Regions from separate parts of the Homo sapiens genome. Here region 1 is linked to region 2. The links are chromatin contacts, found by Hi-C or POLR2A ChIA-PET in ENCODE. All regions are on one chromosome and are shown on one strand. Each heading gives the region's core, a stretch centred on a gene start or an enhancer-like site at or near the end of the contact. The rest is flanking DNA. Distances are from core to core; before and after follow the strand shown.

Evidence for each region. Hi-C counts contacts between places; a loop is a spot of excess contacts on that map. ChIA-PET counts read pairs that join two places held with the same protein, here RNA polymerase II (POLR2A). Pooled maps may share reads with other maps.
Region 1: a loop to region 2 is called in a pooled map, with 3 times the contacts of the local background. The contact joins the enhancer-like site here to the promoter of SP110 in region 2. A Hi-C loop is called at or near these places in 1 of 168 maps with a recorded cell type or tissue (OCI-LY7), 1 of 37 single-sample maps with no recorded cell type and 8 of 50 pooled maps. POLR2A ChIA-PET finds 5 or more read pairs at or near these places in 1 of 52 experiments (WTC11).

The regions. Positions count from the first base shown.
Region 1 is chr2:229,998,762-230,004,024 of GRCh38, reverse strand. The region is part of intron 3 of FBXO36 (F-box protein 36); the gene reads right to left. Among named protein-coding and RNA genes, the nearest start is that of SLC16A14, 68 kb to the left of the region's middle. Within about 2 kb of position 3,569, at least 2 of the 41 ENCODE cell types and tissues checked have a DNase peak (open chromatin) inside an H3K27ac peak, as active enhancers do.
Region 2 is chr2:230,218,236-230,223,427 of GRCh38, reverse strand. It overlaps SP110 (SP110 nuclear body protein), which reads left to right and starts at 3,444. Exons shown (of 19, transcript NM_080424.4): 1 at 3,444-3,554. It also overlaps a transcript of SP140 not described here. RefSeq lists a silencer at 3,332-3,518 and an enhancer at 3,236-3,715.

The sequences.
Region 1 (5,263 bases), core at 2,320-4,819, 220 kb after region 2:
TGGACCTCATTCTGAAAATGACAGGAAGCCATTAAAGGCCAGTGAGCAGGACAATGGCATGACCAGAGTACAATGTAAAATGGCCACCCTGAGCTCACATGGACAAGCAATCACTGAAGCAATGAAGGGGTTCCCAGGAGAAAACCCACCAGAGTCCTGGAAGCAGAGATGAGTCAAGAAGCAGAAGACTTGGTTGGGCATGGGTGGCTCATGCCTGTAATCTCAGCACTTTGGGAAGCCAAGGCAGGCGATTACCTGAGTTCAAGAGTTCAAGACTAGCCTGGCCAACATGGCGAAACCCTGTCTCTACTAAAAATACTAAAAATTAGCCGGGTGTGGTGGCACATGCTTGTAGTCCCAGCTACTTGGGAGGCTGAGGCAGGAGAATCAGTTGAACCTGGGAGGTGGAGGTTGCAGTGAGTTGAGATCACACCACTGTACTCCAGCCTGGGCAACACAGCAAGACTCCGTGTCAAAAAAAAAAAAAGAAGAAGAACACCTGAAACAGGCCCTTTTGATACAACAAACACAAGGTTGTTGTGAATGTGCCAGAGATATTTTGCAGGCATGGACCGAGGGGAAAATGAAAGAGGAGCTGTAGGCTGACATTAGACTAACACCTCTCAGAATTTTGGGTTATCCTAAGACCAGTGAATTTTTTAAAAGGCAGAACAAAATAAAATGATAATAAAGAACAAAAATAAGGTTGCTGCTGACTTTCACATTTTGTCAAATAAGAACAATTTTTAAAGTGATCATGTATTATTGCCACCACTTCATAAAAAAAAGAACTTTTTTTTTTTTTTTTTTTTTTTAAGACGGAGTCTTGCTCTGTAGCCTGGGGTAAAGTGCGGTGGCCCGATCTTGGGTCACTGCAATCTCCGCCTCCTGGGTTCAAGCGATTCTCTTGCCTCAACCTGAGTAGCTGGGACTATAGGCGCATGCCACCACACCTGGCTAATTTTTTGTATTTTTGGTAGAGACGGGGGTTTCATCATGTTGGCCAGGATGGTTTTGATCTCCTGACCTCGTGATCCATCCGCCTCGGCCTCCCAAAGGTGTGAGCCACTGTGCCCAGCCAAGAAGGAATATTTCAACCCTCCCCAAAATAGGAAAGATCTAACATCCACTGAAAGACGGTCATTTAAATAAAACAAGTTTAGCTTTATCAAAAACTTTATATCATCCTTATTATTCTCATTTCATCATGGGTTATAAAGTCACTAATGCTGCTGGTTTGCTGAGCATTAACTGCTATGTAAACCATTTTTGAAGAAGAGAGATTGGATAAGGATAGTTTTTGTTTTTTGAAGGATGAAACTGATTTGAGAAAAAAATTAATGCCGGGCATGGTGGCGCATGCCTGTAATCCTAACACTTTGGGAGGCTGAAGCAGGAGGATTGCTTCAGCCCCAAAATTCAAGACCAACCAGCGCAAGATGGCAAAACCCTGTCTCTACAAAAAATACAAAAATTAGCTGGGTATGGTGGCGCAGGCCTGTAGTCCCAGCTACCCAGGAGGCTGAGGTGGAAGGATCACTTGAGCCCAGGGGGTGGAGGTTGCAGTGAGCTGTAATCATGCCATTGCACTCCAGACTGTGTAACAAAGCAAGACCCTGTCTCAAAAAGGAAAAAAAAAAAATTAACGTACGGGGGGGAAAAAACAGAGAAAGATTTAATTACTAAATGCAGTGTAGTAAGCTAGATTGGACATAAAACAGCAAAAGGACATTATTGAAAAAACTAATGAAATTCTAATAACATCTGTATTTTAGTTAATAGTGTTGTACCAATATTAATTGCCTAGTTTTTATAAATGTACCATGGTTATGTAAGATGTCAACATGGGGGAAGCTGGGTAATTAAAAGTTAAAAAAAAAATAACAATAGGCCGAGCAATGGCTCATGCCTGTAATCCCAGCACTTTGGGAAGCTGAGGCAGGCTGATCACTTGAGGTCAGGAGTTCGAGACCAGCCTGGCCAACGTGGTAAAACCCCGTCTCTACCAAAAATACAGAAATAAAATAAAATAAAATAAAATTAGCCAGGTGTGGTGGCTTGCACTTGTAATTCCAGCTACTCAGGAGGCTGACGCATGAGAATCGCTTGAACCTGGGAGGCGGAGATTGCAGTTAGCAGAGATCATGCCACTGCACTCCAGCCTGGGTGATGGAGTGACTTTGTCTCTTAAAAAAACAATAATAGTAACAATAACAAACAGAAGAGAAAGGAAATAAGTGAAATTCCCAGGAGTAGGCCCTGGAACCACGTGTCAGGTAGCACTGATCTTGAGCAGGAGAGGAGCAACTCCCTCCCTGAGGTAAAGAGGAAGGAGCTGGACTGGACACAAATAATTTGGTAATAAACTTGTCCCCCGGAATTTGAAAAGGAAGCCTTTTTTTCATTAATAAAGTAGTTAAATGAAAATAACTTATAAGGTTGGGCATGGTGGCTCATGCCTGCAATCCCAGCACTTTGGGAGGCCGAGGCAGGTGGATCACCTGAGGTCAGGAGTCCAAAACCAGCCTGGACAACATGGCGAAACCCCGTGTCTACTAAAAATACAAAAATTAGCCAGGCACAGTGGTGGGTGCCTGTAATCCCAGCTACTCGGGAGGCTGAGGCAGCAGAATTGCTTGAACCCAGGAGGCAGAGGTTGCAGTGAGCCGAGATGGTGCCATTGCACTCCAGCCTGGGCAACAGAGCGAGACTCTGTCTCAAAAGAAAAAAAAAGAAAAAAGAAAAAGAAAATAACTTATAAATGAAGTGTGTAACAGGTAAATGGAACAGAGATAAAACTTAGATTGACAACAGAAATAAGTGGTTTTCCTTCTTTCCCTGTGTGCAAATAAGAAAAAAAGTGGTTGGCTGGGTGCAGTGGCTCACGCCTGTAATCTCAACACTTTGGGAGGCTGAGGTAGGTGGATCACTTGAGGCCAGGAGTTCAAGACCAACCTGGCCAACATGGTGAAACCCAGTCTCTACTGAAAATGCAAAAATTAGCCAGGCATGGTGGCAAGCACCTGTAGTCCCACCCAGCTACTCAGGAGGCTGAGGCAGGAGAATCCCTTGAACCCAGGAGGTGGAGGTTGCATGAGCTGAGATCTCACCACTGAACTCCAGCCTGGGTGACCGAGCGAGACTCTGACTCAAAAAAAAAAAAAAAAAAAAAAGAAAAGTGGTTAATGTTATGCGGGGAGAATAAAAGCAGCAGCCCTGAGTCATGTTCCATCTTCTAATAATTCTGCTCTGTAAAGATGCTCAGGGCTGAAATCAGCAACCTAGAGAAGACCTACTTCAGAGCACTGGCTAAATTATGGAGAATGTTTTCAAGACTGCACTGAAATAATAGCAGGACACTAAGAGTGAAAGTAATAGTGGAAGTGAGTAAAACTTGGAGAGAAGGCAGCCGCTCAGCGTGAGAAATAACTACCAGAAGCCACTCACTTGCTGCTGTTTCCTATCAAATCCTTCCATTTACTTGCAGGAGCAGAAATTTACTGAAAGTAAATGGAAGGATTTGATAGAAAATCAAATCCAGGCCCTGCAACAGCGCAGAAACTTTTGCTAGATCCCCACTTGCATATTTTATTTACGTAGAATTCTCTTTTCATTTAAAGTATGAATAATCAGCTGCTGCTGCTTCTTTTTTTTTTTTTTTTTTTTTTTGAGACAGTCTCACTCTGTTGTCCAGGCTGCAGTGCAGTGGTGTGATCTTGGCTCACTGCAACCTCCACATCCTGAGTTCAAGCAGCAATCCTGCCTCAGCCTCCCAACTACCTGGGATTACAGGCCTGTGCCACCAGGCCCAGCTAATTTTTGTATTTTTAGTTGAGATGTGGTTTCCCTATGTTGGCCAGGCTGGTCTCAAACTCCTGACCTCAGGTGATCCACCCACCTCGGCCTCCCAAAGTGCTGGGATTACAGGTGTGAGCCACCGTGCCAGGCCCTAATAATCAGCTTCTTATCAGCACCAAGCACAAAATTTCAACTTTAGGATACTTATTTAATGGCAAAAATATATACAATAGTACTTGTTTTCAGCTTTCCATTTTTAGGTAGGAAAATCAAGTAAAAAATATATTTTGGGGAGCTAAATGATGAGAACTTATGAATACAAAGAAGGAAACAATAGATACTGGTGTCTACTTGAGGGTGGAGGGTGGGAGGAAGAGGAGGAGCAGAAAACATAACTATTGGGTATTGGGTTTAATAATTAACCTGGGTGATTAAATAATCTGTACAAAAAAACCCTGTGACATGAGTTTACCTGTGTAACAAACCTTCACATGTATGCCTGAACCCAAAATATAAGTTAAAAAATACATATATATACATATATATATTTGGACAGGAAGGTGGCTCACACCTGTAATCTCAGCACTTTGGGAGGCTGAGGTGGGAGGATCATTTGAGCCCAGGAGTTCAAGAGCAACCTGGGCAACACAATGAAATCCCACCTCTCTTTTAAAAATTAAATATGTGTGTGTGTGTATATATACACATACATATATATATATATATACATATATATATACACACACACACACTCTCAAAAGGAATATATTAAGTACTATAATACAGATTATATTACTTAAGGCCGGGCGCGGTGGCTCACACCTGTAATCCCAGCACTTTGGGAGGCCGAGGTGGGTGGATCACCTGAGGTCAGGAGTTTGAGATCAGCCTGGCCAACACGGGGAAACCCCGTCTGTACTAAAAATATAAAAATTAGCTGGGCATGATGGTGGGTGCCTGTAATCCCAGTTACTCGGGAAGCTGAGGCACAAGAATCACTTGAACCCAATAGGCGGAGGTTGCAGTCAGCGGAGATCATGCCATTGCACTCTGGCCTGGGCGACAGAGAAAGACTCTGTCTCAAAAAAAAAAAAAAAAAAAATTACATTACTTAAAATTATTTTTGGCCAGGCGCGGTGGCTCACGCTTGTAATCCCAGCACTTTGGGAGGCTGAGGCGGGCAGATCACAACGTCAGGAGATCGAGACCATCCTGGCTAACACGGTGAAACCCCGTCTCTACTAAAAATACAAAAAATTAGCCGGGTGTGGTGGCGGGCACCTGTAGTCCCAGCTACTCGGGAGGCTGAGGCAGGAGAATGGCGTGAACCTGGGAGGCAGAGCTTGTAGTAAGCCGAGATCGCGCCACTGCACTTCAGCCTGGGCGACAGACAGAGACTCGGTCTCAAAAAAAAAAAAAAAAAAAATTATGTTTTTTGAGACAGGGTTTTGTTCTGTTGTCCAGG
Region 2 (5,192 bases), core at 2,195-4,694:
GTCCAGGCAGGTTATATTGACTCACTTGCCCTTTGTCATAATATAGTTGAAAGATATCTGGATCACCTGGACATCCCATAGAATGTCAGACTGGGCTGGGCATGGTGGCTCATGCCTATAACCCCAGCACTTCGGGAGGCTGAGGCAGGCAGATCACGAGGTCAGGAGATCAAGACCATCCTGGCCAACATGGTGAAACCCCATCTCTACTAAAAATACAAAAATTAGCCAGGTATGGTGATGCGTGCCTGTAGTCCCAGCTACTCAGGAGGCTGAGGAAAGAGAATCACTTGAACCTGGGAGGCGGAGGTTGCAGTGAGCCAAGATTGCGCCACAGCACTCTAGCCTGGAGACAGACCGTGACTCTGTCTCAAAAAAAAAAAAAAAAGTCAGACTGATTGATGACATCATGCTGATCAGACAGGATGAGCAGGATCTTGGTGGCTAGCATACCTGCTAAAGAAGAATAAATTACTGACCCACAACAACAGAGATGAATCTCAAAAGCATGATGATGAGGAAAAGAAAGCCATACACCAAAAATGCATTCCATGTGCCTTCATTGATAAAAAAAAAAAAAAAAAAAACTTTAATACACACGAAACTAATCTGTGGTGATAGAAAGCAGATCAGTGGTTGCCTGGTGCTGGCCTTAAGGAGGGGATTGTTTGCAAAGGTCACAGGGAACTTTCTAGGGTAACAGAAATGGTCTGTATCTTTTTTTTTTTTTTTGAGACAGGGTCTCACTCTGTCACTGCTCACCAGAGACTGGACCTCCTGGGCTCAAGCAATTCTCCCACTTCTGTCTCCCTGATAGCGGGGACCACAGGTGTATGCCAACATGCCCAATTAATTTAAAAAAATGTATTTTTGTAGAGACGAGGTCTTGCTCTGTTGTCCAGGCTGGTCTCAAACACCTGGGCTCAAGCGATCCTCCTGCTTTGACCTCCCAGAATGCTGGGATTATAGGCACAAGCGACTCTCCAGGCCTAGAAATGGTCTACATCTTGACTGGTGTAGTAACTACATTTGGTAAAATGTACATTACAATGAATAAATTTTATACCTCAATAAAATGGAGCTAAAAAGAATTATGTATAATTTATCTCAGTACATAATCACTAGCATGTGAATTAACAGGTGACGTTTTCCCATTATTACCATGTTCTCAAGCATGCATTTTTTTTTTTTTTTTTTTGAGGCGGGATCTCACTCTGTTGCTCAGGCTGAACTGCTGTGGCGCAGTCTCAGCTCACTGCAACCTCCAGCTCCTGAGTTCAAGCGATTCTCATGCCTCAGCCTCCCGAGTAGCTCGGATTACAGGCATGTGCCACCACGCCCAGCTAATTTTTTTGTGTTTTTAGTAGAGACGGGATTTTGCCATGTTGGCAAGGCTGGTCTTGAATTCCTGGCCTCAAGTGATCTGCCTGCCTCAGCCTCCCAAAGTGCTAGCTAAGCTACAGGCCTGAGCCACTGTGCCCAGCCAAGCATATATGGCTTAGAATAAACATCTTTCATCCTCATTCGCAGCTGTCTTTTTTTCATGTAACAATTTTTGCCTGATTTGACATTGACTTTATTTTCCCACTCCTGCTTTACTTTTGTTTGTTTGTTTTGCATTTGCCTGGTGTATCTCTGAATAGATCTAAAGGAAGAAGTTCTTGCTGCCAGGATCCTCAGATGCCCATGAAGGGGCTTTCCAGGTGATGGGGAGGGGCTTCAGGTAAGTGACATGTGACATTTGCATAAAATAACCTTAATTCCTTTACCACCGCCATCCCCTGCATCACAGCGCTGTATGTTACTGCATGCTGAGGCATCAATGCACCCTCTCCTCAGCTGTTAGCATTGAATTTTTCCTGGCTGTGGCTTCCATGCCTCTGTTTCACCCACAGCCATTACCCGCAAGGCCGGGTCTGCTATTCTGTACATACTAGGGTGGGATATGCTGTTTGTGCCTGCATAGAAGGGCTTGCTCTTATGCAGTTAGCCTTGGTTTCAAAGCTTCTTAAACTTTAGATCCATGTCTCCCATCTTTTATCTGAGGAGTTTGTGGATGTCCTGGTAGGGGAACTTGTGGGTCAAATACATTTGAGAATTATTGATTTAATCAAAGTTACATAGAATTCTTTTTTTTTTTTTTTTTCGAGATGGAGTCTTGCTCTGTCACCCAGGCTGGAGTGCAGTGGTGCGATCTCGGCTCACTGCAACCTCCACCTCCTGGGTTCAAGCAATTCTCCTGCCTCAGCCTCCCAAGTAGCTGGGATTACAGGTTCCCGCCACCACATCTGGCTAATTTTTGTATTTTTAGTAGAGATGGGGTTTCACCATGTTGGCCAGGATGGTCTCAAACTCCTGACCTTGTGATCCACCCATCTCAGCCTCCCAAAGTGCTGGGATTACAGGCGTGAGCCACCGAGCCTGGCCCAAAGTTACACAGATTTCTATAGTGCAGTGGTGCAATCATAGCTCACCGCAGCCTTGAACTCCTGGGCTCAAGCAAGTCTCCAGCCTCAGCCTCCTCACTAACTAGGACTACAAGGTGCATGCCACCACACTCAGTTAATTTTTTATTTTTTTATTTTTTGTAGAGATGGGGTCTCACTATGTTGCCCAGACTGGTCTCAAACTCCTAGGCTCAAGCAATCCTCCCATCTTGGCCTCCTAAAGTCCTGGGATTATAGGCATGAGCCACTGTGCCTGGCCAATAGTTTAGGATTTTTCATAGGCCCCACATGTCAATGTACATTAGGGATCTTTAAAAGGGGCATGAGAAGGGGTGTCCCTGCCAGCCCTTGAGTTACTGCTCTCTGGAATCAGCAGGTCCCAGTTCTGCCTCAGACTCCTGGCTCCCAACTACCTGCCCAGCTCTCAGCCATTTTTCTGCCTGGAGGTCTGCCTGCCTCTGCACAATTCCAGTTCATGTGCAGGTTCCCTTTCATTTCAATTTCTTCCTGTAATAATCTTATCCTGACAAGTTCTAGGCATTTCTGGCACATTCTCTTTGTTTTTTTGTGTGTTGTTAGAGTTTGATAACACACTGGATAAATTCCAGTGAATTCATTCAGTTATGTAAACATCACCACAATCCAGTTTGAGAACATTTTCATCAACCTAAAATGTACAGAATGAGGACAAGTCATGGGAAAATAGATGTGGTTAGGGAAGCATTTGGACGCTGAGTTCCCAGTTCCTATTGCCGCTGGGGCTGTACCCTTATGCCTCCTCCTCCCATACCTCCCTCTCTGGGCTGATCCCAACTGGCAACACGCCCTCCCCCAAACCCCAACTGCCAAGACGTCCTGGGAGCCTCACAAGTGCCCATGAGGAGGTGGAGAGAGGCTGCAGGCACCGACCTGCCTTCAGCTTCCGGCTTGGCAAACTCCGAAAACTTTCACTTTTCTTTTCTCGGAAGCCCGGCCCCTTACTGCGTTTGTCAAAGCACAGACTTCCTGTTTTGCCTGCTAGCATCTCCCTGTAACTCTCCCAATCTTGAGGAGTGATCCCTGTCCCAGCCCCTGGAAAGGGGCAGGAACGACAAACTCAAAGTCCAGGTGAGTTTCTGTCTTTGCTGCTTTATTCTTCGCTCTTGGTGACTGCAGCTCTTAGAGTTAACTTCGCGGCAGCAGCTGCAGGGTGGAGTTCAACTATTTAAACTCTGAGGCTCTCTCAGAGCTCAGACATGTGGTACTTATTAGGAGACTGTTAAAAGGGGGCACATGGAGGGAACACTGACACCTCTTTTTTTCGCCAGAGTCCAGCCTGTTATTGTGAATGGAGCCGAGATTTGCCCTCTACCCTCACCTAAGCTCTGATCCTTCAGTGCCCGCAATAGGCGGCTCATCTGTTATCCATTGTGTAAATGACTAGAGGTACTTGGGAAGCTGGTGGAAAAGAAAAAAATGAGAGTACATTTAATTTCGTCTCTAGTGTATCATGAACTTTTTATATATTTTCTCTAAATACATGATTATTTCCTTGAAATAAATTATTAGAAGTGGAAATTCAAAGGAGCACATGTTTTAGGACATTTGACACTGATTACTAAATCAGCCTTCAGAACATTTGGACCTGTTGACCTTCCCACTCACAGTGTCTGAGATTATTACTATTATTTTCTATCTTGGCCAATTTGATAGACAAATATGTTATCAAATTGTCTTCATTTACACTTTTTTTGGTTGTTTGTTGTTGTTGTTTTCTGAGACGGAGTCTCGCTCTGTCACCCAGGCTGGAGTGCAATGGCACCATCTCAGATCACTGCAACCTCCACCTCCCAGGTTCAAGCGATTCTCCTGCCTCAGCCTCCTGAGTAACTGGGACTACAGATGTGCACCACCACGCCCAGCTAATTTTTGTATTTTTAGTAGAGACAGGGTTTCACCATGTTGGCCAGGCTGGTCTCGAACTCCTGACCTCAGCTGATCCGCCCACCTCAACCTCCCAAAGTGCTGGGATTACAGGCATGAGCCACCATGCCTGGCCTTCTTTATGCTTTCTACTAGCTAGTTAACATGCTTATCGTATTATTCATTGCACATTTGGCTTATTCTTTTATCACTCTCTGTTCATGTATTTTGCTTTTTTATTTTCTAGTTGGATGTTTGTCTTTTGCTTATTCGTTTGCAAAATCTCTTTACATAATAAAAATCTGAACAGTCATATATGAGATGTAGTATCTTGCATAGAAAGAAACAGGGCTTTAGAGTCAGACAAGCTCTGCTTTGCCACTGAATACCTTGGGTGAGTTACTAAACCTCTCTGTGCCTCCCTTTCATCTTTGGGACTCATGACAGATGAAGAATGAGGAAGCTCTAGACTTCCTGTTCTGAGCGCTGCTGTATAATGAATTGTTCTAAAAGGAGCCTCCAAGACCCCTTCCTCTTCTTAGTATATGTTTACTCTGCCTTTCTCTGACTTTGCACTGATCTTTGCACTATCTCCTTCCCCTGTGCATATTGTGGATAGTAGATTTCTCTCCTATCTGTTCTCTATCTTCCAAGACTTCTTTACCACCACAGACTCTCAATGGCATCTTTTCTTGTTTTCCTATGCGATTGCGGATTATTCTTTTCATGAGTATTTTTTTCTGCCAAGTTAAAAAAATTGGGGAATGAGGAGAAAGAGACTAGGGTGCTTAATCTGCCACTGGGATTAAATCCCTGTAAACAGTTGTTAATTACGATTTACTT